Regions from separate parts of the Homo sapiens genome. Here region 2 is linked to region 1. Evidence: read pairs that join two places in POLR2A ChIA-PET (ENCODE). Cell type or tissue: GM12878. All regions are shown on one strand. Each heading gives the region's core, and the rest is flanking DNA. Links, peaks and the distances in the headings are about the cores only.

What was found. Peaks named below come from ENCODE experiments on the same cell type or tissue, not always from the same donor. Only the 100,000 strongest peaks of a DNase experiment are listed, where the experiment ranks them.
Region 2: POLR2A ChIA-PET joins it to region 1 with 13 read pairs; 10 of 35 experiments call an interaction of 5 or more read pairs at or near these places.

Annotation. Positions count from the first base shown.
Region 1 is chr3:15,348,950-15,361,424 of GRCh38, reverse strand. No RefSeq gene overlaps it. Among named protein-coding and RNA genes, the nearest start is that of SH3BP5, 23 kb to the right of the region's middle. In GM12878, for the core only: no CTCF peak of the experiment used is centred there; DNase peaks (open chromatin) are centred at 424 and 4,584; H3K4me3 peaks cover 334 bases; H3K27ac peaks cover 1,561 bases.
Region 2 is chr3:15,285,738-15,301,463 of GRCh38, reverse strand. All of the region lies in intron 3 of SH3BP5 (SH3 domain binding protein 5), which reads left to right. Among named protein-coding and RNA genes, the nearest start is that of SH3BP5, 39 kb to the left of the region's middle. RefSeq lists a silencer at 12,952-13,127. In GM12878, for the core only: no CTCF peak of the experiment used is centred there; a DNase peak (open chromatin) is centred at 9,163; H3K4me3 peaks cover 2,572 bases; H3K27ac peaks cover 2,424 bases.

The DNA.
Region 1 (12,475 bases), core at 69-8,068:
ACTTGTAATGCAAAATCTTAGGACCGTGGGATGTTAGATTCATCTGGTTAGAGTTCAGTATAAAGTAGAGCTGTAAGAGCTTGCATTTTGTTAAATAAATGAATGACTGTCTTGTTAAATTCCATAAAAAGCAGTTACCTCTGTTCAGTTTTCCAGGTGAGAGTGTGCATGCTGGTCAGCAAGTTTATGATCATTACTTTTAAAAACATTTTATGGTAAAGAAAATGAAATACAGAATGCCACATTTGTATCTACACTATGAGTACATAATGTATAAATTATGTAAGTTTATAGACAAGAACAGGAAGGTAAAATGAGGAAATGAGTACTTTTGCCAACACAGTCAATTTTCTTTTAAAAACAAGGAGGAAAGAGAGATGAGCAGTATCCTTAAAATCAATCCCAGTGTGACATGGAACTTTCAGGGTGTTTTTTATTAACCTTGGCAACTTTTCTAGGCTCAGATCAAGTTACTGAGGAATTTCCCCAGATTTTCTACCACTCATTTTTGTTTTCTCTAAAAGTAGGCTGAAAAATTGAGACTGCCAAGAAAAGCACAGTGCATAAGAATGAACCTCAAAAACAATATGCTAAAGTGAAAGAAGCCACAAAAGACCACATATTGTATGATCTAATTTATATGAAATTTCTAGAAAAGACAAAACTATAGATATAGAAAGCAGATCAGGAGTTACCTAGTGGTGGCTGAGAGCAGGGATAGAATACAAATGGCACAAGGAAAGTTTTTAGGGCAATGAAATTGTCTTAAACAGAAATGTGGTGATGGTTGCATGACAATAAATTTAGTAAAACTCACCAAACTGGATTTTATGATATATACATTATACAATAAATCTGTTTAAAAGAGAGACTGAGGCTGCGTGTGGTGGCTGACACCTGTAATCCCAGCACTTTGGGAGGCTGAGGCAGGCGGATCACTTGAGATTAGGAGTTTGAGACCAGCCTGGCCAACATGGTGAAACCCTATCTCTACTAAAATACAAAAATTAGCTGGGCATGGTGTTGTGTACCTGTAACCCCAGCTACTCAGGAGGCTGAGGCACGAGAATTGCTTGAACCAAGGAGGCGGAGGTTGCAGTGAGCTGAGATCACACCATTGCACTCCAGCCTGGTGACAGAGTGAGACTCCATCTAAAAAAAAAAAAAAAAAAGGGCCGAGCACGGTGACTCATGCCTGTAATCCCAGCACTTTGGGATTACAAAAAAAAAAATGGCCTCCTGATGTTTCTTCCAACAAATTGTCTTCCTGAGTACTTACTATATAGACAAATAGCAGCAGCACTGTCCAACAGAAATACAATGGGAGCCACAGATACACTTTTTTCTTTCCAGAGATGAGGTCTTGCTCTATTGCCCAGGCTGGAGTGCAGTGGTGTGATCATAGCTTACCATAACCTCAAACTCCTGGGCTTAAGGGGTCTTCCCACTTTAGCCTCCTAAGTAACTGGGACTCAGGTGCATGCCATCATGCCCCTAAATTTTTTATTTATTTTTATTTTGTAGAGACAGGGTCTTGCTGTGTTGCCCAGGCTGAAGTGCAGCTTGCACCATCATGGCTCATTGCAGTGTTGACCTCCCAGGATCAAGTGATCCTTCTGGCTCAGCCTCCCGAAGTGCTCATATTACAGGTGGCCACTGTGCCCAGCCAAAACAAATTTTTTTTAATTAAAAAAATTGTAGACCAGGTGTGTGGCTCACGCCTGTAATCTCAGCACTTTGGGAGGCTGAGGCAGGTGGATCACTTGAGGTCAGGAGTTTGAGACCAGCCTGGCCATTGTGGTGAAACCCCATCTCTACTAAAAATACAGATATTAGGCAGGTGTGGTGGCATGCGCCTGTAATCCCAGCACTTTGGGAGGCTGAGGCTTGAGGATCACTTGAGGCCAGGAATTCTGAGACCCACCTGGCCAATGTGGTGAAACCCTGTCTCTACCAAAAAATACAAAAATTAGCTGAGCGTGGTGGCATGCGCCTGTAGTCCCAGCTGCTCGAGAGGCTGAGGCAGGAGAATCACTTGAACTTGGAGGTTGCAGTGAGCTGAGATCGCGCCACTGCACTCCAGCCTGGGTGAGAGAGTGAGACTCTCTCAAAAAAAAAAAGAAAGAAAGAAAAAGAAAAAAAGAAACAAAGGTATCTGTTGAATTCTGTTCTGTAAATGCACACTCAACGCTGATCCTTACCTTTTTTAAGAATTAATTTTTCACGGCTGGGCGTGGTGGCTCATGCTTGTAATTGCAGCGCTTTGGGCGGCAGGCGGATCACTTGAGCCCAGGAGTTTGAGACCAGCCTGGGCAACATGGCGAAACTTCGTCTCTGTAAAATTTTTAAAAAAAAAATTAGCTTGGTGTGGTGGGACATTCCTGTAGTCTCAGCTACTTGGGAGGCTGAGGCGGGAGGATACCTGAGCCTGGGAGGCCGAGGCTGCAGTGAGCCATGATTGTGTCACTGCACTCCAGTCTGGATGATAGAGTGATAGCGTGAGACTGTGTCTCAAAAAAAAAAAAAAAAAATTAGTTTTTCACATGATCCTGATAATTTTTTTTTAATGTACTCAGTGAGTTTCATTTTCAGGTCTTGGGAGTTAAATTGCTATGGTCGGCTCATAAAGCAGGTGTTGGAAATTAACATTGCAGAAAAGCATTTTGAGACTCAGAATTATGAAGAAAGGATTTTAACTAAGATGAAAGGTTATATCCTTTATCAGGAAACTGCATCCCATCCTTGCAAAAAGACAGCTGTGATAGTCTACAGTAGTTGACCTGATTATTATTTTTTGAGACGGAGTCTTACTCTGTTGGTCAGGCTGGAGTGCAGTAGCGTGATCTCAGCTCACTACAACCTCTGCCTCCCGGGTTCGAGCAATCCTCCCACCTCAGCCTCCCCAGCAGCTGAGATTGCAGTCACCCACCATCATGCCCAGCTGATTTTTGTATTTTTGTAGATATGGGGTTTCACCACGTTGGCCAGGCTTGAACTCCTGACCTCAGTTGATTTGCCCTCCTTGGCCTCCCAAAGTGCTGGGATTACAGGTGTGAGCCAGCATGCCCAGCCTGATCTGATTATTATAATTATTGAACTAAAGCTACTAGTATTAGATGGTAGAAATTACAATGTCACAGATAAAGACCTACAATTTGGGAAAATCTTGGGGTCTTTGATGGGCTTTTTTGATTTGGTTTGCTTGGGAGTGGGATAGAGGTTGTCCACTTTTGGATAATGCGACCATTTGAAGTACAGTCAGGATTCTTTTTTTAAAATTATTTTTATGTTGAGACAGGGTCTTACTCTGTCACCCAGGCTGAAGTATAGGTGTGTGTGTCATCATAGCTTTCTGAAACCTCCAACTCCTGGGCTCACATGATCCTCTTTCCTCGGCCTCCCAAGTAGCTGGGACTGCAGACACGCACCACCACACGTGGCTAATTTTTGTATTTTTTGTAAAGATGGGGTCTCTGTATGTTGCCCAAGCTAGTCTTGAACTCCTGGGCTCAAGTGATCGTCCCACCTCAGCCTCCCAAAATGTTGGAATTGCAGACGTGAGCCACCACACCCAGTCCCAGTCAGGATTCTTATTCTGCAGCTATATTGGTGGGTTCCAATCTGCTATCAATTCCAGGAGAGTCTGATATATGCTAAAAATTATTTACCATCCAATTTTGACAATTGTACTTGTAGCTGACCGCCCAGCTTTCTTGTGGAATTAAAATTACTCTGCAGGAGAACAGAGGATTTTTAAAGTGGCGAAACTATTCTGTATGACACTATAATGGTGGATATGTAACAGTCATTTGTCAAAACCCATAGAACATACAGCACCAGGAGTGACCTCTAAGGTACTATGGACTTCAGGTGATAGTGATGTGTCAGTGTAGGTGCATGGATTGTAACAAAGGCACCAGTGTGCTGCAGGATGTTGATGGAGTGGAGGCTGTCCATGTTTGGGGACAGGGGTACATCTCTATACCCTAAGCCTCTATACTTGGAATGCTCTATGCTTTCCACTCAAGTTTGCTGTGAACCTAAAACTGCTCCATAAAATAAAGTTTATTATAAAAATTGGTCTGTGGCTGTAGCATCTGGAAAAATATTACTTCCCCAGAAACACTATAACTACACCTCCTCTGTAGACCCACATATCTAAGTAAAATGGTAAAAAAACAGCCTTATAAAATCAGCAGGAGGCTGGGCGCGGTGGCTCACGCCTGTAATCCCAGCACTTTGGGAAGCCAAGGTGGGCAGATCACCTGAGGTTGGGAGTTCGAGACCAGCCTGACTGACATGGAGAAACCTTGTCTCTACTAAAAATACAAAATTAGCTGGGCATGGTGGTACATGCCTGTAATCCCAGCTACTTGGGAGGCTGAGGCAGGAGAATCACTTGAACCTGAGAGGCAGAGTTTGCAGTGAGCTGAGATCGCGCCATTGCACTCCAGCCTGGGCAACAAGAGCAAAACTCCGTCTCAAAAAAAAAAAAAACAAAAGTCAGCAGGAAGGAAGGCAAGTGATTGATTTCTCAGTTATTGTTGGTTGTTTTTGTTCTTGGAAATCCCCTTTGGTAACGGTGAGTCTTTGTTTTATTGTTCCTTTCCCTGGGTTACAATTATGCCCTTGGAAAGCAGGTGTTCTTACTGGGCGCAAATGCTTGTTTTCCCTATCTCCCTATCTCCTCCTCTTCATCCCCTTGTTTTCCTTCTCTCATGCAAATAGATCCACAGTTGGGGGAAGTGTTGTTATTAGGTCTACTGGGATTATTAGGGGCATTGTTCCATGGCAGGACCCTCGCACAAATGTCAGGAAGGGGGAGAAGGCCTTCCCTTGGCCTTCACCCTTGGTCCCTGAAATGATTCCAGACCACCTCCCACTCCATAAGCCTGTCTTGCCTGTTTTTTTCTCTTACTCTGTAACCTCAGTTCAGGTTTCCCAGGTCTCTATGATCTGTTTTCAACATTTGTCTCAGTCTCAACCCACAGCCTTTTCCCATTACACATTCCACCTCCAGCCTCCAGCGCTAGGACCGGGAAGAAGAAATACCTCCACACCACAATCAGCCAGGCTGCTCCTCTCCAGCCCAGGCCCTGGCCTAGATTAACAGTCAGCCTGAAGGCTTAACTTTGTTACCAATAGTCAGAACTGAATTCCCACTTCTTCCACATGAAGGACAGCTCTTCTTAATAGTGACAGGTTCCCTTTTCCAGGAGCAACTTTATTTCTGAATGTTAAAAAAAAACCCCAAACACTTCCTTTTTAATTCAGAAACAAAGACTCCAGTGAGTCTCCCATGGTTGAAAAAGAAAAAAAAAAAGAGGAAAAAAGTAAAAAAAAGAAAAAAAATTTTTTAAAACTCACCTCCTAACATGTGCATTGATGCATATCTTAGCTTAGGTTATCCCAAAGACGAAATCTCAGAAAGACCTGGGTCTTGGGTATAGATAGCTTTTTGAAAGGGGACCCTAGGAAGTAGGAGTTAAGGAGTAGGGAGAGTAAGAGGAGGAGTAGGGAGAGTAAGAGGAGAAATAGGCCAGGCAAGGATGTAGGATTCCACTGGTTCCTGTTGCGGGCAGCCAGGGCTCACTGTTGCTGGAGACCTGTGGAGAATACACCTCAGAATTGTGCCTCTGAAGGGCCAGAGGCTGGGGCCTTCCCCCACTGGTTTCTTATTCCTCCAATGATTGGGAGTGTTGACATGCCCGGGCACTTAGGGCTGCTCTGTGTATGGACTAAGTGAACTACTGAAGCTTCCAATAAAACCTGAGTTGGAAAAGTTGAGGGACTCCACAGCTGCCTGAGGTGGGCGCTGCCAGCGTGCATGGAGAATGTCCACTCTGGCTGCAGCTGAAACCCTAGTCAGGCTGAGGGGAAGTGGTCTACACTCCAAACAGCATCTGCTGCTATTCATGAATAGGAATTTAAAGCTATCTTCTTTACCCAACTCAAAAAAACCTCAAACATTTAAAAATGGAAACAGCCCCTTGACCTGATAGAGCTTCTGCTGCTGTTTCTTCACATCAAGAAGATGGGATGCTCAAAGCCAGCTTGTGCATCATCAGGGCCAATGGAAAGACCCTTTCCACTGGAGTTCCTCCTCTTCCAGCTCTTGCATTTCTATGTACAGTGAATTTCACCAGCTAAAGTCAGACCAAAAAGATGGTCATTCCTAGCCCTGTTGTCACTCTTCGTCAGAGTCTTTAAGGAAGTTGAGGTGGGCAAGGCTTGGAGACAGAATTTTTTCCTCTTGTCTAAGCTGAGGTTTTGAAAACATTCAAAGCCAAGCTGCAAACTGGTCCAAATTGGGACTGTAGTTATTTCTACAGTAGAGCAGTTCCCAATGTCTTCAAAGATAGAGAAGAGGAGAGTAGAAGTTCTTCCTAATCAGAAATAACTCATTGGGAAGGACTTATAGGGCAACCAAAGCAAGTCTGGATGACTGCTGCGAGGTTTGGGACTGGGTAGAGGAGAGGTTGGGGTTGCTTAGCCAGAAGGCCTTGTGATCCCATTTATGGGAGACACTTTACTATGCCGACAGATGACCTTCTGAAGCCTGTGACTCTCAGCTGGGCGTGGTGATTCGCACCTGGTCATCCTAGTACTTTGAAAGGCCAAGGCAGAAGGATTGCTTGAAGCCAGGGATTTGAGATCAGCCTGGGTAACATAGTGAAACTCTGTCTCTACAAAAAATTTTTTAAATGGCTGGACACGGTGGTATGTGCCTGTAATGCCAACTACTTAAGAGGCTGAGGTGGAAGGATTGCTTAATCCGTAAGTTCAAAGCTGCAGTGAGCTATGATCACACCACTGCGGTCCAGCCTGGGCGACAGAGCAAGATCCTTTCTTAACAATAAATAAATAACAAAATAACTAAAGTCTGTGACCTTCAAGGGTACTTGCTTAAAATTATACTGCCTACTGTAGGATTCCCCAGACAGCAAGATCATTTTTTCTTTTTTTTGAAATAGGATTTTGTTCTGTAACCCAGGCTAGAGTGCAGCGGCGTGATCATAGCTCACTTCAGCCTCGATCTCCTAGGCTCAAGTGATCCTCCCACCTCAGCCTCCCAAGTAGCTGGGACTGCAGGTATGTGCCACCATGCCTGGCTTTTTTTTTTTTTTTTTTTTTGAGACGGAGTCTTGCTCTGTCACCCAGGCTGGAAGTGCAGTGGCATGATCTCTGCTCACTGCAAGCTCCGCCTCCTGGGTTCATGCCAGTCTCCTGCCTCAGCCTCCCGCGTAGCTAGGACTACAGTCGCCCACCACCACACCTGGCTAATTTTTTGTATTTTTAGTAGAGACGGGGTTTCACCGTGTTAGTCAGGATGGTCTCGATCTCCTGACCTCGTGATCTGCCCACCTCAGCCTCCCAAAGTGCTGGGATTACAGGCGTGAGCCACTACTCCCGGCGCTATTTTTTTATTAAAGTTTTTAGCAAGAAATGAGGTCTTGCTATATTGCCCAGGCTGGTCTTGAACTCCTGAACTCAAGTGATCCTCCCATCTTAGCCTCCCAAACTGCTGGGATTACAGACATAAACGGCTACACCCAGCCAAGATTATTCTTTTGTTTTGTTTTTTTGAGAGGGAGTCTCACTCTGTCACCCAGGCTGGAGTGCAGTGGTGCAATCTTCGCTCACTGCAACCGCCGCCTCCTGGGTTCAAGCAATTCTCCTGCCTCAGCCTCCCGAGTAGCTGGGACTACAGGCACCTGCCACCACACTTGGCTAATTTTTGTATTTTTAGTAGAGATGGGGTTTCACCATATTGGCCAGGCTGATCTCAAACTCCTGACCTTGTTATCTGCCCACCTCGGCCTCCCAAAGTGCTGGGATTACAGGTGTGAGCCACTGCACCCAGCCAAGATTATTCTTAAAATGGATAGACAGGCAATCCTGACTATGAGGTAGGATAACTCAGGAGATCTGGGACCCTTCTTGTTTTTCTTTCTTTTTTTTTTTTGAGACCCTTCTTAACAGTAGATAACATAGCTTTATCTTTTTGAGAAAGGCTGGGTGTACTCATAGATATTGTTCTTTATGATAACTATCATGTATTGTACTCAGAGCATGAACACAGACCTTTATCTACATTTGCTAATTTAATACACAAATGTAAAGTAGATCTATTATCACTGGTTGACAAATGAAGCAACTGTGGCTCACTCAGATTAAGTGATTTAGAGTCATATAGCTTCATAAAGAGCAGAGCTGGTGTATTAGGCCATTCTTGCATCCCTATAAAGAAATACCTGGCCAGGTGACATGGCTCACGCCTGTGATCTCAGCACTTTGGAAGGCTGAGGTGGGCGGATCATGAGGTCAGGAGTTCGAGACCAGCCTGGCCAACATGATGAAACTCCGTCTCTACTAAAAATACAAAAATTAGCTAGGCGTGGTGGTGCACACCTGTAATCCCAGCTACTCAGAAGGCTGAGGCAGGACAATCGCTTGAACCCAGGAGGCAGAGGTTGCAGTGACCTGAGGTCACGCCATTGCACTCTAGCTTGGGTGACAGAGCGAGACTCTATCTCAAAAAAAAAAAAAAAAAAAAAATACCGGAGACTGGGTAATTTATATTTTTTTTAAAAAGAGGTTTAATTGGCTCGTGGTTCTGTAGGCTGCACAGTGAGCATAGAGGCATCTGCTTTGGGGGTGGCCTCAGGGAGCTTTCAATCATGGTAGAAGGCAAAGGGGTAGCAGGTGTCACATGGTGAAAGCAGGAGCAAGAGAGAGAGAGAATTGGGGAGGCGGGGGTGCCATACACTTTTAAATGACCAGATTTCACAAGCACTCACTATCACAAAGACAGCACCAAGCCATTAGGGATCTGTCTCCATGATCCAAACACTTCCCACCAGGTCTTACCTTCAGCATTGGAGATTACAATTCAACATGAGATTTGGGTGGGGACAAATATCCAAACTATATCATTCTGCCCTTGGTTCCTCCCAAATCTCATATCCTTCTCACATTGCAAAATATAATCATGCCTTCCCAGCAGTCCCCCAAAGTCTTAACTCATTCTAGCATTAACTCAAAAGTCCAAAGTCTCATCTGAGACAAGGCAAATCCCTCCCACCTATAAGCCTGTAAAATAAAAAACAAGTTAGTTACTTGCAAGATATAGTGGGGGTATTGGGTAAGCCTTCCTGTTCCAAAAGGGAGAAATTGGCCAAAAGAAAGGGGCTACAGTTTTCACACAAGTTGGAAACCCAGCAGGGCAGTCATTAAATCATAAAGCTCCAAAATAATCTCCTTTGACTCCATGTTCACCATCCAGGGCATACTGGTATGAGGAGTGGGCTGCCAAGGCTTTGGGCAGCTCTGCCCCCATGGCTTTGCAGCGTGCAACCTCTGAGACTGCTCTCGTGGGCTGGAGTTGAGTACCTGTGGCTTTTCCAGGTACAGGGTGCAAGCTGCCAGTGCATCCACCATTCTGGGGTCTGGAGGATGGTGGCCTCTTCTCACAGCTCCACTAGGCAGTGTCCTGGCTGGAACTCTGTTTGGGGCCTGCAACCCCACATTTTCTCTCCAAATTGCCCTAGCAGAAGTTCTCTGTGAGGGCTCTGCCCCTGCAGCAGGCTTTAGCCTGGACATCCAACCTTTTCCCATACATTCTCTGAAATCTAGGCAGAGGCTGCCAAGAAACCACCATTCTTGCACTCTGTGCACCTGCAGGCTTAACAACACATGAAAGCCACCAAGGCTTAGAGTTTGCATTCTCTGGAGCAGTGGCCTGAGCTGTATGTGGGCCACTTTGAACCACAGCTGGAGCTGGAGCACCTGGATGTGGAAAGAGTGTCCCAAGGCTGTGCAGGGCAGTGGGGCCCAGACCCATGACACTATTCTTCTCAGGCCTCTGGACTCTGGGCCTGTGATGGGAGGGGCTGCCAAGAAGGTCTCTGAAATACCTTTGAGGCCTTTTCCCCACTGTCTTGGATATTAGCACTTGGCTCCCTTTTAGTTATGCAGATTTCTCTAGCAAGCAGTTGTTCCAAAGGCTGCTTGAATTCCTTTTCTGAAAAAGCTTTTTCTTTCTCTGCCACATGGCCAGGCTGCAAATTTTCCAAACTTTTACACTCCATTTCCTGTTTAAATATAAATTCCAACTTTAGGTCATTTATTTGCTCCCTCATCTGAGCCTAGGTTGTTAGAAGCAGCCAAGCCACTTCTTGAATACTTTGCTGCTTAGAAATTTCTTCTGCCAGATGCCCTAGGTCATTACTCTTTTTTTTTTTGTTTTTTTTTTTTTGTTTTTTTTTGAGACAGAGTCTCGCTCTGTTGCCCAGGCTGGAGTGCAGTGGAGTGATCTTGGCTTACTGCAACCTCTGCATCCCAGGTTCAAGCTATTCTCCTGCCTCAGCCTCCCCAGTAGCTGAGATTACAGGCACCCACTACTACACCCAGCTAATTTTTTGTATTTTTAGCAGATACAGGGTTTCACCATGTTGGCCAGGCTGGTCTCGAACTCCTGACCTTGTGATTCGCCTGCCTCAGCCTCCCAAAGTGCTGGGATTACAGGCGTGAGCCACCGCACCCAGCTTCGGTCATCACTCTTTAGTTCAAACTTCCACAGATCCCTAGGACATGAACAGACTGCAGCCACACTCATTGCTAAGGCATAACACATGTGACCTTTGCTCCAGTTCCCAATAAGTTCCTCATTTCCATCTGAGACCTTGTCAGCCTGGTCTCCACGGTCCATATCCCTATCGGCATTTTGGTTACAACTATTTAACCAGTCTCTAAGAAATTCCAAAATTTCTCTATTTTTCTGTTTTCTTCTGAGCACTCCAAACTCTTCCAACCTCTGCCTGTTAGCCAGTTCCAAAGTCTCTTCCACATTTTCAGGTACCTATATAGCAATCACTCACTCTTCAGTACTAATTTTCTGTATTAGGCCATTCTTTCATTGCTATGAAGAAATACCTGAGACTCGGTAATTTATTTTAAAAATAGAAGAGGTTGAATTGGCTCATGGTTCTGCAGGTTCTACAGGAAGCATAGTGGCATCTGCTTCTGGGGAGGCCTTGTGGAGCTTCGAATCATGGTGGAAAGCAAAGAGGGAGCAGGCATGTCACATGGTGAAAGCAGGAGCAAGAGAGAGAAAGCATGTGTGGGGGAGGTGCCATGCACTTTTAAATGACTAGATCTTGTGAGAAGTCACTGTCATGAAGACAACACCAAGCCATGAAACATCTGCCCCTATGATCCAAACGCCTCCCATCAGGCCCCATCTCCAGCACTGGGTGTTATCATTCAACATATGATTTGTGCAGGGACAAATATCTAAACCATATTAGCTGGGATTCTAAATAAATTCATGGGCAAAGACAGAAATATGGCTCCTGTTATGATTCCATATATGCCTTTTTTTAAAAAAAAGTTGGCTGCTCTATGGAGTAGTCATTCTTCTGTTTCTTTACTTCTCTGAAAAAGTTAAAAAAAAACTTTTATTTTACATTCAGAGGTACGTGTGCAGGTTTGTTACATATGTAAATTTCCTGTCGCAGGGGTTTGGTGTACATATTATTTCATCAGGTAGTAAACACAGTACCTGATAGGTACTTTTTCGAGTCTCACCTTCCTCCCAACTTCCACCCTCAAGTAGGCTCCGGTGTCTGTTGTTGCGTTTTTTGTGTTCATGTGTACTCAGTGTTTAGCTCCTACATATAAGTGAGAATATGTGATATTTGGTTTTCTGTCCCTGTGTTAGTTCACTTAGGATAATGGCCTCCAGCTCCAACCATGTTGCTGCAAAGGACATGATCTCATTCTTTTTCATGGCTGCATAGAATTCCATGGTGTATATGTACAACATTTTCTTTTCTTTCTCTTTTTTTTTTTTTTGGAGACAGAGTCTGACTCTGTCACCCAGGCTGGAGTGCAATGGTGCGATCTCGGCTCACTGCCTCCTGGGTTCAAGTGATTCTTGTGCCTCAGCCTCCTGAGTAGCTGGGATTACAGGCGTCCACCACCATGCCTGGCTAATTTTTGTATTTTTAGTAGACACAGGATTTCACTACATTGGCCAGGCTGCTCTCAAACTCCTGACCTCAGGTGATCCACCCGCCTCATCCTCCCAAACTGTTGGGATTACAGGCATGAGCCACCGAACCTGGACATTTTCTTTATCCACTCTACTGTTGATGGGCATTTAGGCTGATTCCATGTCTTTGCTGATTACATATTTTATAGACCCAGGAAGACAGGCAACATAATGAGTCAGCTTGCACCTCTATAAAATAGTATAGCCAATGGTTCAGAGCTCAGACTTTAGGGTCAGGTGATCTCTTTTTTTTTTTTTAATTTTAATTTTTTGAGACAGGGTCTCACTCTGTTGCCCAGCCTGGAGTGCAGTGGCATGATCTCAGCTCCCTGCAGCCTTGACCTCCCGGGATTAGATGATCCTCTCACCACAGCCTTCCAAGTAGCTGGGACCACAGGCATGCACCACCATACCCGCCTA
Region 2 (15,726 bases), core at 2,990-10,989, 63 kb after region 1:
AAGGGCAGAGAGTTTCATTCGTTTGGCTCCTTGCTGGATCTGCAATGCCAGCATACAGAAGGTGCTCAAATATTGTATAAATCAATAAATGAACAAACTAGTGAATGATGTTGGGGAGCCACCAACAGACCAGAGGTTCCTCCCCTGCCCTCCCTTGAAGTCATGAGCATTTCCTCTCCGTTGCTCCTTTACTCACAGCCTCTTTCCCACCTGGTAGCTAGGTAAGCAGATGGAGAGTGGCATGACTGGCAAATCCAGCCTCGTCTGGGTTGAGTTCATTCAAATCCCGTTTAGCAGTTGGGTCCCCAGCTGGCTGTGACACATCCTGGAGCAGATTTCACACCACTCCCTGCTCTTCTGCACCCCAAATCTTCTTTGTTGGGAAAAGAGGTAGGAGGGAGCTGGCTGGGAGGCTCCTAGTCTGTTGGGAAGCAGTGGATGGTGGCTCCTCTCCATCTCTTCATCCCTTCTCTTGGCTAGTGAGGACAATAGGGCAATTACTGAGTCCTGTGGGCAAGGCACTGAGTCATCGGTCGAATCAGATGATGCCCAGGTCCTGGGGATGAGTGAGTCACTCTTAATGGGCAGCTCCCAAGATGAATGTTGAGAGCATCCTGCCTGGCTTTATGCCTGCAAGCCCTCCCCGTAATCTCCTTCCTTCTTGCAGGTGGGCAGGAAGAAGCAGGGTAGAAAAGGTTAGATTCCTAATCTAACTCCTACCCCTCAACCCCAAGGGACCTTGTTGGTCAATAGCGAAGGAACTGGAAGGATGTTCAAAGGCTGAGGCAGGGCACAGATGTCACATTTCATCTCTGTGGAGGGTGGGCTGCTCAGGCCAGATGGATGAGCTTGTTTGTGTGTGAATGTTCCTCTCACCTTCCTGATGGTGAGGGGGGCGATGTCCACTTCCAGATGCTGCCAAGTAGGACTTCCTGTTTTCTTCCTCTTGTCCCCCCGCCCCCGCTTCCTTTTTATATTTACAAAGCTCTCTGGTTATGTACAGCAGGGAAATGGTGCCTGAGAGACTCCTTCAGATAGCAGTTCCTTCTAGTTTGAGTCAGGAGGCACTGCGTCCCCAGAGTCCCTGCATCCTCATTCATGAAATGCTGGCAGTCAAGGGAACAGCCCTGGCTATCTCATGAGGTTGGCCTTAGGATTTAAGTGAGATAATGTGTTTGACAATGGAATCCCAGCATGAGCTTGGGTTTCGGCTTCATTAAAAAATTAGAATTTATTGTAGAAAATTTAGAAAATAGACAGAAGAAAATAATCCTAGTACCTTCTCTTACTATTTGATGTATATCCCATATTTTTTTCAAAAAAAAGAAATAATGATAATTACATGATAGTCATGTATCAATGCATTTTCCACTTTTGATGGTTACATTATTATTATGTGAGAGAAGGTCCTTATTTGTAGGAAATAACAACTACAAAAAGTATTTGGGGGGGTGATGGAGCATCAGGTACTCACTCAAATGGTTGAGAGCAAAAAGTTATTTGTACTGTACTTTTTCTTAACTTTGTGAATATTTTGAAATAAAAGTACGTATGCCATTTGGAGAAAAAGAAGATAGCATAGTGGTGGTTTTTTATGTCTGGAATATCCATGTCTGTCTATTCCAGTGTCTGGAATATCCATGTCTATCTATCCACTGGAATATCCAGTGTCTCAGTTGAGGGTACTTAAAAGGGAAAAACCTCCCACACTTGATTTTCTTTGAAGAGTTTACAAAGATTTGTAATTTCAGCCTGGGCAACATGGTGAGATCTTGTCTCTATATGAAATAAAAAAAATTTAAAATTAGCTGGATGTAGTGATATGTGCCTGTGGTCCTAGCCCTTAGGAGGCTGAAGCAGGAGGATTGCTTGAGCACAGAAGTTCAAGGCTGCAGTGAGCCATGATGTCTCTCTTGTATTCCAGCCTGGGTGACAGAGCAAGACCCTGACTCAAAAAAAAAAAAAAAAAAAAAAAAAAAATCTAATTGTTGAGCTGGTGGAAATTGTATTGGTTCATTAAAAATTTGCATCGATTTTATTTTTCCTGATATGAGCTCATTTTTCAGCCAATGAGTCAGATCCAGTTCTGTGATCTTGAAAACCAAGTCCAATTTCTGCCAAGCAGAGGTAGAACATGATGTGTGTTTTCTGTGCCAGGTTGGGGGCAGGGCACTGGCTTTGATTTGAGAGTTTTTGTCCTTGAGCCCAAGCTTGTTTTTAAGGCTGCTTTGACATATCTGCCAGTCCATCTGGCCTTCAGCATATGGTAGGGGAGCAGTCTGATGAGGGCGGAGCCCATGTGAATCAATGACGCTGAAAAGCAGGGTGTATCTTGCTTACCTGGCTCCCTGGGTGCTGACTGGTCTAACAGTGGCTTTGGACCTGTCATTTTATCACTATCAGTCCCAACCCTTCTTTTTCTCCTCTTTAAGAAAATTGTGGTAAGGTACATACAACACAAAATGTACCATTTTTACCATTCTTTTTTTTCTTTTTTGCCTCTCCCCCATTTTAACCATTCTTTAAGGATGGCATTAAGGCATTCACATTGTGAATGCACATTCACTTGCTGTGCAACTCTTACCACCATCCATCTCTAGAACCCTTGCATCTTCCCAGACTGAAACTGTACCCATTCAACACTAACTCCCCAATCCTCCCCTCTCCCAAGCTCAGGCAACCATCACTTCTGTTTTCTATTTCTATGAATTTGACTACCCTAGGTACCTCATATAAGTACTGAGGAATCATACAATATTTGTCATTTCGTTACTGGCTTATTTCACTTAGCATAATGTCCTCAACATTCATCCATGTTATAGCATGTGTCAGAATTTCCTTTCACTGAATGTATATACCACGTTTTATTTATCCATTCATCCATGGACATTGGGCAACCCTTGTTATTTTTGAATGGTTGGAATGCGTCAGAAGAGAGCAGAGCACTTTGCAAACTTGATGGGCAGCACAAATGCAAAATAGTGCGGATTATTTAGTGCTGAAAGTTGCCTGTTTTGTGTCTGTGGGGCTATATAAGGCCATGTCTTACATATAACCTCCTTTAGGAAAGGAGATGAGTGGGAAAACATTTGAAACTTGTAGAGTGACTTGTAGGCTCACCTCTTAAAAGCTGTGGGACCTTTGGCAGGTTACCTAATCTCTGTGCCTCATTTTTTTTCATCCATAAAATGGAGTTGGCTAATTGAGGGATCTCAGGCCTGTAATCCCAGCACTTTGGGAGGCCAAGGCGGGAGGACTGCTTGAAGCCAAGAGTTCGAGGCCAGCCTAGGCAATGTAGTGAGACCCAGTCTCTACAAAAAGTAGCCAGGCATGATGGTGCATGCCTGTGGTCCCAGCTACTCAGGAGGCAGAGGCAGGAGGATTGCTTGAGCCCAGGAGTTCCAGAGTGCAGTGAGTTATGATTGTGCTACTGCATTCCATCCTGGAGGACAGGGTGAGACCTTGGCTCTTTAAAAAAAAAAAAAAAAAAGAAAAAGAAAAGTTGTATATCAGTTAGCTTTTGCTATGAAGCCAACCACCCTAAAACTTAATGGCTTAAAACATTTATTTAGCTCATGGTTTTGTTGGCCAGTTTTTCTGATCTCAGGCTTAGAGCTGATCTCTCACATATACAGTCAGTTGATGGATTAGCTGGGGGCTGGCTGACCTTGGCCTTATCTGTCAAGCAGTTGGTTGGTGGTCAGCTAGGGTAGCAGGGGTGACTAGGCCACGTGTATCTTTCATTCACCAGGCTAGCCTGGTCATTTTCATACAGTGTTGAGATTCCAGCAACAAAAAGGGTGAGCCCTTTTCAAGCCTCTGCTTGTTTCATGTTTATTAACATCTTACGGGCTAAAGTCAGTCATGGGGCCAGTCCAAATTCAAGAATTGGGAACGATAAAGTCTACCTGCAACTTATTCTAGCTACTTTTGCAATTTACTACAGCGATTGAATTAGTACATGTAAAGCATTTGGATCCAATAAATGTAAGATTATCCTAGATGTATTTTTCTATCAAATGTTGAGTATCTGGTGAATCTGCTGCCTTGTAATAAAAAAAAGATCACCACCACAAAGAACCTGTGGGTAGAAGAGGAAACAGGCCTCTCCTGGCTGGGAGGGGGCTATGGAAGATAGAGAGATTGTGCCAGGTGGAAGAGTGAGCCCAGGTAGGTTGAGTACATAGTGAGTTATTTGTGAGGGCAGAATGTGCTGGAGGATCGAAAATGATGAGGGAGGGAGTAGCTGACTTACCTTTTGACTGATCAAAAGCACTCTGTGCCCAAAGGGATAGTGTGGCATGGGCCTTGAATGGATGGAGAATCGTGTTTTGAATGAAATGAAATGGGTCGAGCATATCAATTAATCTCCTGAACTATTATGTTAATCCTAGAGGAACAGAGTATTATAGTGATCCTTTGTTGGGAAATTCTAGGCATTGATTTTGTTTGTAGAAAGCCTGCCATGGCCAGGAGTGGTGGCTCATGCCTCTAATCCTGGCATTTTGGGAGATTGAGGTGGGAGGATTGCTTGAGCCCAGGAGTTCAATACCACCCTGGGCAACATGGTGAGACACCATTTCTTTTTTTTTTTTTTTTTTAAGAAGCCAGACATGGTGGTGCTTGCTTATGGTCCTAGCTACTTAGGAGGCTGAGGTAGAAGGATTGCGTGAGCCTGAGAAGTCAAGGCTGCGTGGAGCTGTGATCGCACCACTGCGCTCTAGTCTGGGTGAAAGAGTGAGACCCTGTCTCAAAAAAAAAAAAAAAAAGGAAAAACACTTCGTAAGTGGAGGATGAGAGGCTGATGTTCTGCAAAGGTAGGATATAAACTCAAGGATATGTCAAATGTAGGTTATTACTTTACATGTCTGTGTGGGGATTTAAAAAAATTTATTATTTTCTTTTCTTCGGTAGCTATTGACTGAGCACCTACCATATGCCAGGTATTGTTCTAGCCACTTGTTGACCTATCAAACATAGAACAGAGATCCTGTCCTTGTGGAGCTGACATTCCCCTCATGGCAGTCTTATAAAAGGGTGTGGGATGGGCTGTTTTGAGCAAAAGTAGAATCTTTGTTACTGACCTGGATAGGGGTGTGTGTGTGTGTGTGTGTGTGTGTGTATATGATTTCCCCATTTGAGGTATGGAGTGAGACTGTGGGAGGATTATAGCAGGTCAGGGGATTGGCAAAGAAAAGCATCTCCCCTTTGTCTGCAGTGGCCACTGTGGAGTATACAGTTGGTCTGTATCCTCCAGGAGCCCCATCTTCTTGAAGGTGGTGTTATGGCAGAGGTAAATACAATCAGTTCTCATTATCTGTGGTAGTCATATTCTATAAAGTTGCCACAGACACTGAATTAGCAAGTACCAAGGCTTTGCTCCTAGGGGAAATAGAGGTTAGGTTCCTGAGAGCCTCTGGTCACAACATTTTTGTCAGCTGATCAATACATAACCTTGTTATATGTGTGTTTCTGTTTAAAGACCCCTTATTTAGTGTGTTTCTTACAATCAATTATATGCAATATTTCTTGATAATAAAACACTAGCTGCAAAGGGTTGAATGTTCTCCTGACTCTGGGTGATGTGACTATAAACTTCTTTGGCTCTTAGCCTCATGATGATGCTGTCCACTCTGCTTTTTTAATCTGTCATGACCTCTCAGGCTTAGTGCCAGATAATCCACAAATCCAGCCATGTTTTCATCTTTTCCATAGCTTCGTCATGCACAGCGGATGTTACTTTAGCACTTACTTGAGTGAACTCATGTTCAGATTGGCAAATTTCCTCTTCCTTTTTCTGCATGTGTCGTTTTGTTGACTCATTAACACTGAACTCACAGCCAACAGTGGTATAACTTCTGCCTGAACGAAGCTCATCTAACGCAAGCATTTTCTCCATAAGGCGCATCACAGCCTTCTTGTACTTAGGAGCACTAGAAAGCACTTAATTGCTATACTTGGAGGCCAATTTATAGAGAAAAATCATCAACAAAAAGCACAAAAATGTCAAAAACACAGCACTAAAAGGACCGAGGAAAGGACACTTGTGTACAGTATGAGAGCCAAAACAAGAAGGCAGGGTGGCTTCTTGTTGGACATCAGCTAGAAACGTATGTATCAGGTAGCTCATTTTTTCACCACTCTGTGCATGTCGATGGATGGCCCCAAGAACACTGCAAGTGTTGATTTTGGGGTTACAAATAAAGCTTAGTAAGTAGGCAAATTCACAAATACGGAAGCTGTGAATAATGAGGACTGACTGTATTTGCCAAGAGCCACATGGAGAGGCTTATTTGTTAGTGCGCTGAACCATGTGGCTCTGATGTAGATGGCAAAGGGAAGAAGCTAGGGAGTGTGTCACTGTGTGTGTGTGTGTTGGCGGGAGATGCTGCCCATCAGGAAGGCTTGAGGGGAAAGGCTTGAGGGGAAGGACACACTGTGCACACTCCGAAGCACAAGAGGAAGGGTGGCTGGTAAAGACAGAAGAGCAGAGATCTGAGGGGAGGGGTCAGTGCAGATATGAACTTGGGTAAGGAAGCCAGAGCCTTGGAAAGAGAGGCTTAGGGGAGCTAAAGGACCAGTCAGGAAAGGAACAGCATGGACAGCTGAGGGTGCCTTACGCCTCAGCCTACCCTTCAGACTTGGTTGAGAAGCTGCAAAGTAGCCATGGTAGGCTCTTGAGTTAGGGGGCTTAGGTTGTGTTTGAGAAATTGATGTCCTTACATTAATGGCAGCTCCATTTTTTGCCATTTTTTGAGCGCTAATGATGTATTAGGTGCCACACACACTGCTCTGTGCGGGGGCTGTCATTGTTTCCCTTTTGGCCTTATAGTACGAATGAGGAAACTAGTCTTGGAGCCCAAAGACTGGGCCTTTACATAAACCTTTCCGGTGTTGTGGCCTAATCTAAGAGAATGTGAAGGGAGACTGTAACAGACTTGGTTAATTATCTATCCAGAATGCAGGGAAAATGGGAGTCAGTGGTATGGCGGTGACAGTTTACTGGATGGAAGGGAGGAAGAAAGGAGGATGGAAGGGAGGAGGAAGAAGAGTAATTTCAACACTCTTTGTATACCAGGCACTTTCTAAGTGTTTTACATGCATGAGGGGGAGTTACGTAAACATGCGCGCGCACACACACACACACACACACACACACACACACACACACACTTACTTTTGCAGAAGAAGAAACTGGGGCTTAGAGTCTGTGTTCTCTTAAGGGGCTATCTGCAGCCCTGATTTGTTGAGGCTGTGCTAGGGGCCTGGGTTTGTGGTCATAGGTCTTTTATGTACATTATCTCATTTAATCCTTACAGCGAGTACTTTTTGCAAAGTGGTACTCTTTTCTTTTTCTTGTTTCTTTTCTTTTTTTTTTTTTTTTTTGAGATGGAGACTTGCTCTATCGCCCAGGCTGGAGTGCAGTGGCGTAATCTCGGCTCACTGCAACCTCTGCCTCCCAGGTTGAAGCGATTCTTCTGTCTCAGCCTCCCGAGTAGCTGAGACTACAGGTGCACACCACCACACCAGGCTAATTTTTGTATTTTTAGTAGAGACAGGATTTCGTCATGTTGGCCAGGCTGGTCTCTAACTCCTGACCTCAGATGATCCGCCTGCCTCGGCCTCCCAAAGTGCTGGGATTACAGGTGTGAGCCACTGCGTCCGGCCTGCAAGACGATATTATTTTCATCATACTGAGGGGGAATAATCACTGAGGCTTGGGGACTTTAACATCACAGACCTTGCGAGGACAGGAGTGAAGGTTTAAACCAAGTCTACCTGGTTCTGGCTGGTGCCTGGCACATAGGAGGCATTTATGACTATTTGCAAATCTGAAAGACACTCTGGCACATCTGAGGAGAATGGGCTTTTAGGACTAAAGGCAGTTTTTGAGCTCATTGGTGCAGTTATTTCCCTGCACACCCCTGCCTCTTCTTGGCTAGGGTAACTGAGAAGCTCTTGTTCCGAGAAGCTCTTGTTCCAAGAATCTGGAGTCCTTGGGAACTTTCCCCTCATGGTGCCCTGTTCCTGCTAGGACTTCAGTGTGGCTTTGTCATGCCTTCCTTCTTCCCCGTCACTTTATCTCTGCAGAGCCACTTGCCTGCCTGGGGGCAGTTCTTGCCACGGGACTTTGGGTGAGGAGGTCTGGCTCAGTGACGTTCTTCCCTGTGGCCCTGGTCACATTCCCCCTGGGTGGCCACAGGCCAGTTCCTGGGAACTGCGTCATTCCTGCTGCCCAAAGTAAGGGCACGTAGTGGAATGACAGGGCATCTGTCTCAAAGCAGAGTTCCTGGAGATTTATGGCAAGAACTGAGCATGGACTCTTAACTCTCCTTCGCCTGAAAGATCACATCCTGCCTGACAGTCTTGGCTGAAGATTCTGGGAAAGAAGCAGCTGCACTTTGGAAACTTGGAATCTTGAATTAGGATGGGGTCAGGAAGGAGATGTGTTGCAGCTTTTGACCCAGGTCAAAGGCTCCTGACACACACAAGTAGATTTTTGGGCTTCTGCCAGAAGGGTTGCACCTCCTGCTTGGCTGGCTCTGCCTCGGGCGTCTGGGGCTGGAGCAGGGAGAGTGTTGCTGATCTTGAGGTTTTCTTTTCTTTTTTCTTTTTAGATGGAATTTCGCTTTTGTTGCCCAGGCTGGGGTGCAATGGTGTGATCTCGGCTCACCACAACCTCCGCCTCCCGGATTCAAGCAATTCTCCTGCTTCAGCCTCCCGAGTAGCTGCGATTACAGGCATGCGCCACCACGCCCAGCTAATTTTGTATTTTTAGTAGAGATGGGGTTTCTCCATGTTGGTCAGGCTGGTCTCAAACTCTTGACCTCAGGTGATCCACCCACCTTGGCCTCCCAAAGTGCTGGGATTACAGGCATGAGCCACCGCGCCTGGCTTAGGTTTTCTTTTCTGGTGATGCCATGAACCATTTGCATTCAACCCCATTCTGTCTGGCAGGTGGCAGGAAGTCCGCGTGGGGGACTGGTTGCAGGCAGGTCTTAGCCAGGAAGCACTGGGCTGGAGGAGCTGCCCTCCATCACCTTGTTAGTTGGGAGGTTTGTCATGGGCAACTCCCTTTTTCTTATCTCCTTTGCTATTCACAGAGGCATGGCTGAGCCCCCCTTGGTGCTGCTGGGCAGGCAGTGTTCTCTGTGAAGCTAACAGGTGTGGTTTGTCACCACAGCATAGTGGTTAGAGGGGAAACAGGGTGTGGAGTTTGGTTCCCTGAAACCATGATGCTCTTCAGATGTTTCCTTCCTTCTTCTCAACTGTACTCTGCTTTCAGTAAAGTGATTGCATGGACATGGATAGCCCCTTCCCCTCTGTAAACCACAGGCATTCCCTGGCAAGAGTGGCAGAGTGATTAATTTTTCAGTGAAAGGAAATCAGAGCATAGGTTGTGTTTCTGCTACGAGTTTTGTCGACACAGGCTGGCCTTTTTATGTTGCCTGGTGACGAGGTTTGGGCCCCGGCTGTGCACTCTTGGTGCACCTTCTGTTCCTTTCCTGACTCAGAGGATGCCCCTGCTTTCCTTCCTTTCTTTTCTACTTCTTCCCCAGCCCTTCCAGTTGTGACTTCTATGAAAATCTACCCTGAAGAATCTGATGAAATTATTCATGCTGAGAAGTAAATGACTGATAAGACTTAGAGATTTATGGTCTCTGGGGCTTCAAGTGGTTCTGACTTACAAACATTCCCATAGCTTGGAATACCCTGCTTCCAACCTGGTGGGACTGCATATTCCCAACTCAGGGTTCATCATGCTGTGGGAACCTCTGCACATGTGAGAGACAGAACTACACCCTTTACACTAAGTGGGAAATGCTTAGAAGTGCAGGCTGTAGGTAGACTTTTCATTTCTACCCAGTGGGATGTCCTTGTGGAGTTTAAGCCAGAAGTAAGATTGGCGGATAGAACATGGGAATACAGAACACCCAGTTAAATTTCAGATTTTTTTTTTTAGGTATAAATTTGTTCTATGCCATATTTGGTACATAAGCTAAAAAAATTGTTTACCTGAAATTCAGATTTAACTGGAAGGCCTATATTTTTATTTGCTAAATCTGGCAGCCCTACCAAAAGGGAATTTGTAGTGTTGATCAGCCAGAGAGAGAAAGTAGTTTTGGGGTCAGCTGCCCTGTCTTGGGGTTCCTGAATCCACAGCATGTGGAGCTGTGGAGGAACCCTGGCTCCCACTTTGTCATTCCTTAGCCTGTAGCCTTGAGTGGGCACAAGTGAACACAGACAGGAGAGTTGAGTGATACTAAAAAGCATGCGAATGCTCATGCTGCTGTTCTAGCTACTCCCAAGCCTGGTGTTTCTGGGACGAAATTGAGTTTCTAAGATAAGGAGCTGGGTCTAGTATTTTTTTCTGTCCACCCCAACCCTCACTAGCTTGGTTTTGCTGAGAGCTGGTCAGCTCCCGGTAGAATTCCGAAGGGCTTCATGGGAGGCCACATCAACTGGGTCTCTTCTGAAGAATCTTCTGGAATGTGGGTTCCTCAGCTGTGTCTTCCCCTGTCTTCTCCAGCCACTTCCTGTTTCTGCCTCCCACCAGTTCTTTCCCCTTCTCCATTCTCGATGGCCTTTATTAGTTTGATATTTATTAGTTTCTTCCATTTAAAACTTTCATGGGCATGGGGGGAGTTTACCTTCTCATGGAGGATGGAGCACCTGTTTGCTTCAGTTAAGGCAATGATGGGCTCTGGTTAGGAAGCCTCACTTTGTAGGTTTCATTTTGGGTAAGTGGTTTATTTTTATTTTTGAGACGGAGTCTTGCTCTGTCACCCAGGCTGGAGCGCAGTGGCACGATCTCAGTTCACTGCAAGCTCCACCTCCTAGGTTCAAGTGATTCTCCTGCCTCAGCCTCCCAAGTAGCTGGGATTATGAGTGTGTGCCACCATACCCGGCTAATTTTTTTTTTTTTTTTTTTTTTTTGGGACAGAGTCTCACTCTGTTGCCCAGGCTGTAGTGCAGTGGCGCAATCTCGGCTCACTGCAACCTCCATCTCCCAGGTTTAAGCAATTCTCCTGCCTCAGCCTCCCAAGTAGCTGGGATTACAGACGTGAGCCACCATGCCCAGCTAATTTTTTGTATTTTTAGTAGAGATGGGATTTCACTGTTAGCCAGGGTGGTCTCCATCTCCTGACCTCGTGATCTGCCCGCCTTGGCCTCTCAAAGTGCTGGGATTACAGACGTGAGCCACCGCGCCCAGCCTAATTTTTGTATTTTTAGAAGAGACGGGGTTTTGTCATGTTGGCCAGGCTGGTCTCAAACTCCTGACCTCAACTGCCTTGACCTCCCAAAGTGCTGGGATTACAGGTGTGAGCCACCGTGCCCGGCCTGAGGAAGTGGTTTAAATGGAAGTAAAAAAAGATGCCCTGTGCTCATCAATTCACTGTCAGCCCCAAGTGTATGCCCCAGCCCTTTGTCAAAGCACCACACCCCAGAGAAAGTGCTTGGTGTTATTTCTAAAAGCAGTGGCATATCAAAATCTTCTGAGGTTTTTGCATTCTTTAAGTCTCTTGATCTCAGGGTAAGGCCAGCTTAGTGAAGGTTCTCCTTATGTAGAGAAGGGGGGGTGTCTGTTTTCACACTGACCTGGGCACTCATCCAAGGTGGTAGAAGGTATCTACAGTGGGCCCTTTATTGAGAGCAGCTGTTGGAAGGAAATCATGAGGTGTAAGATGCCGTATTAGTTTATGTAGGCTCCTCTTCTGCCTAGCCCCATATCAACACCCAAGGCCATAGGAAAATATATGGGTGAAGGTATGTGGCCTGAAATTTTGAAATCTACATTGTTTGTGCACAAAATAATAGCTGTATCATCTATCAGTTAGGAATTATGTTTGATCGTAAGCAACAGAACTCAAAAATATGGCCTAAACACACAAGGATTCCGTCTCTCAACTAACAGAGGACCTAAATTAGGCAGTCCGGAATTAGTGCTGTGATTTCATGGTCACTGAAACCGAGTGTTCTGTTTGCTGCTCACATCCTAATATTTGAGTCCAATCTTCCACGTCACCTTGTGGTTGAAGATGGCTCCAGGAACTCCAGCCATCACATCTGCATTTCAGGACAGAAGGAGGAAATGAGGAAGGGATATATGTCCCTTCTATTTTAAAGAGTCTACTTGGGAGTCCCAGACAACACATTTTCCATTCATTGCTAGAACTTGGTCAGGTAGTCACAGGTAGCTGCAAGGGAGGCTTGACTTGGAGTCTTTTAGCTAGCCAGGCAAGGTTGTTTTAAGGATGAAGCGGGGAATGGATATTGGGAGCAGCTAACAGACTGCCACGTTGGTACTATAGTTTATCTTCTAGAAAGGCTGTGAGTTAGAAGGAGTTAAAGGTGGGCTTAAGTTACCCACAGAGCAGGCATAAGACTCTTTTGAGCATGGAAATATAGTAACTGCCTGTATCTCTGTATCTACCTGTATCTCCGTATCTATGGTAACTACCTGTATCTCTCTGCTACATCACTTCCCTCCCTTTATGTTGTATGGAAAACCTCCTTTCCCATTCTACATTGTGTTGGAGATTTGTGAGGAAATGCTAGCTTCTCATAAAGTGAGTGTTTTGTAAAGTCACAGAATCCATTCATTCATACTTTAACAAATACTAAATGAGTCATTTCTCATTGTCACTTTTTTGGTGCAATCCCTCATGTCTTACCCAGAGCATTGAAATAGCCTTTTTTTGTTTGTTTGTTTTGTTTTTGAGACAGGGTCTCTCATTCTGTCACCCAGGCTGGAGTGCAGTGGTGCAATCCCGGCTCACTGCAACCTCTGCCTCCCAGACTCAAACAGTCCTCCCACCTCACCTTACAGGTGCATACCACCATGTCTGGCTAATTTTGTATTTTTAGTAGAGACGGGTTTTCACCATGTTCCACAGGCTGGTCTTGAACTCCGGAGCTGAAGCGATCCACTCACTTCAGCCTCCCAAAGTGTTGGGATTACAGGCGTTAGCCACCGCCCCCGGCCTGAAATAGCCTTTCAACCGGTCTTCCTGCCTCCTGAAACCTCCATCCCTCCCTACTGCCTCCCGGCTGAATTATCTTACCAAAGTGAGTTCTACTGATAGTCTTGCTCAAAAACTTTAGTACATGTGATGGTTAATTTTATGTGTCAGCTTGACTGGGCTGCAGTGTCCAGATATGTGGTCAAATATAATTCTGGTTGTTACTGCGAGGGTGTTTTTGGATGACATTAACGTTTAAATCAGTGGACTTAGAGTAAAGCCGATTGCCCTCCCCAGTGTGGGTGGTCCTCATCCAATCAGTTAAAGGTCTGAATAGAGCAAAAGAGGGACCTCCCATGAGCAAGAGGGAATTCTGCAGCAGACGGCCTTTGGTCTTGAACTGCAATGTAAGTTCTTTCCTGGGTCTCCAGCCTACTTGGAGATTTTGAGCTCTGCAGATTTTGAACTTGCCAGCCTCCATAATTGCACGAGCCAGTTCCTTATAATAAATGCTTATATAAACATCCTATCAGTTCTGTTTCTTTGGAGAACCCTGGCTAGTACAGAACATTTCTTCTGTCTCCAGTGTCAAGCCCAAATCTGACCACAGCGCACAAAGCTTTTCACGGCCTGGCCTGGCCCCTCTTGTCTTTCGGCATCTGGACTTCTCTGTGCTGTGGTTCAGTGTACACGCACGTCACTACTCACAATTGCAGGGTACGTCGTGGTGTTCTACTCATGATTTCTGATTACATCAGGGAATGTTTTGCATCATTGCGTAATCCAGTCTTTGCCTGTGACTTCTTTCTTCCCAGACTGACTAGCTCTGTGATGTTCAAAATAGTAGCCATTAGCCACACATAGCTGCTTAAATGTAAATTAATTAAAATTAAACCAAAAATTCATTGATTCACCCTGGCTGGCCATATTTCAAGTGCTCAGTAGCCACACGTGGAGGCTGGCTACTATTTTGGGACGGTGCAGATAGAGAACATTTCCATTATTGCAGAAAGTTCTGTTGGACAGCACTGCTTAGCTTTTACCCTTTGCTGGATTAAAATGAAGGCACAAGTCAATGTAACTTTCATGAACCCTTCCTTTAGCCCCGCTCCCTCGGCTTTTTGTCAGCTCTGCTTCTTTGAGAACTTGAGCGTTATGGTTGTCATCCTCTGAAAACAGACATGTGCATGGGTGCATAAATTATAACTTCATGGTATATGTTGCGTCCCTTTAAATATCATGCATGTCATGTGGGTTAATACCCACAAGCTAATGCTACATAATGCTTGCTTATATGACAGCTGACACTCTGTACTGCTTACTGCGTGCCTTTTCTCTGCACTTTATATGTATTAACTCACTTATTCCTTGCAGCAACTCTATGAGCTACGTTCTGTTATTATCTGTGTTTTGCAGGTGAGGTAACTGAGGCACAGAGAAGTAAGAAAGTACTCAGGGTCACACAGCTAATGAGTCTAGAAGCCTGAGTCTTGATCTGTGTTCCCAACCTCTAAACCATGGGTCAAGAAGCCTGCCCTGGAACCGTGAGCTCCTTGAGAGCAGAAATTGCATCTTATCCTTTCCGCATCTTCATGTTGCGTGGTGCAAAGTAAAGATGAAAAATGAGTACTTGCTTTAAAGAGGAATGCTTGCAGCCCGGCATGGTGGCTCATGCCTGTGATCTCAGCACTTTGGGAAGCTGAGGCGGGTGGATCGCTTGAGCCTAGGAGTTCAAGACCAGCCTGGGCAACGTGGCAAAACCCCATCTATACAAAAAATTAACTGGGCATGTTGGTGTGCTCCTGTAGTCCCAGCTACCTAGGAGGCTAAGGTGGTGGGATCTCTGGAGCCCAGGAGGTTGAGGCTGCACTGAGCCGTGATTGTGCCACTGCCACTGCACTGTAGCCTGGGCGACAGAGTGAGACCTTGTCTCAAAAACAAAAGAAATAAAAAAGGAGTGTTTGGAATTGACAGAATTACAAAGGCTTAAGGTGTAGTCATTTCAACCCTGAGACATTTGGATTTCTCTGTGTGGATATCTTATCCTTTTTCATTCTCAGTTCCATTGGCTGAAGTTTGTTCCCAGCCATTTAGAGCTGGGAGAAGGCCCCTGAGTTCCTCAGACCTGCTTTGCTTGGCAATACCAGGTGGAAATGAGATCTGCCAGGAACCCGGGCTCACATGGAGAGCCCCTGCCACACCAGTTTGTGCCGATTCTGCCTCCCCAGGCAGGGGCGGAGCTGCTACCCTGGCCCTGTCACTAGGCCATTCCCATCCTTCCACAGGCCCACAGGTGGCCTGAAGTGGTATGGCCTCCGGCAGCCAGAGGGGCCACTAGCTGTGTATGCCCTTGTGCTCTGATGCTGTTTCTGATAGCCTGCTCTGGCCAGGGCCCGCCGGCTGCAGCCATGCCGAGCGTCTTCCCACTTACATGATAATAGATCCCTCAGATTTTTCATATGCTGTGCTTACCAGAAAGGTATGTTTTGCTAATTCATGTTTATATTAGGCCCTCATTTTCATCTGTGTCCCTCTGACCTTGAATTCCTTTGCAGATCTTCTTGCAGGTGATAGTTAAAATTAAGCCAAGTTATGCTGATCCAGAAGCAAAGTTAGATTGGAGGTAGGGGTTTGACGTTTCAGTGAACCAGTTGCTCCTTTGGCTGTGTTTAAGTGTACCAGGCAACAAACAGTGCTGAGTGACCCAGGGAAGTCTGAAACGTGGAGGAGGTGGGAAGAGAAGAGCCAATGTTCCTGGCTA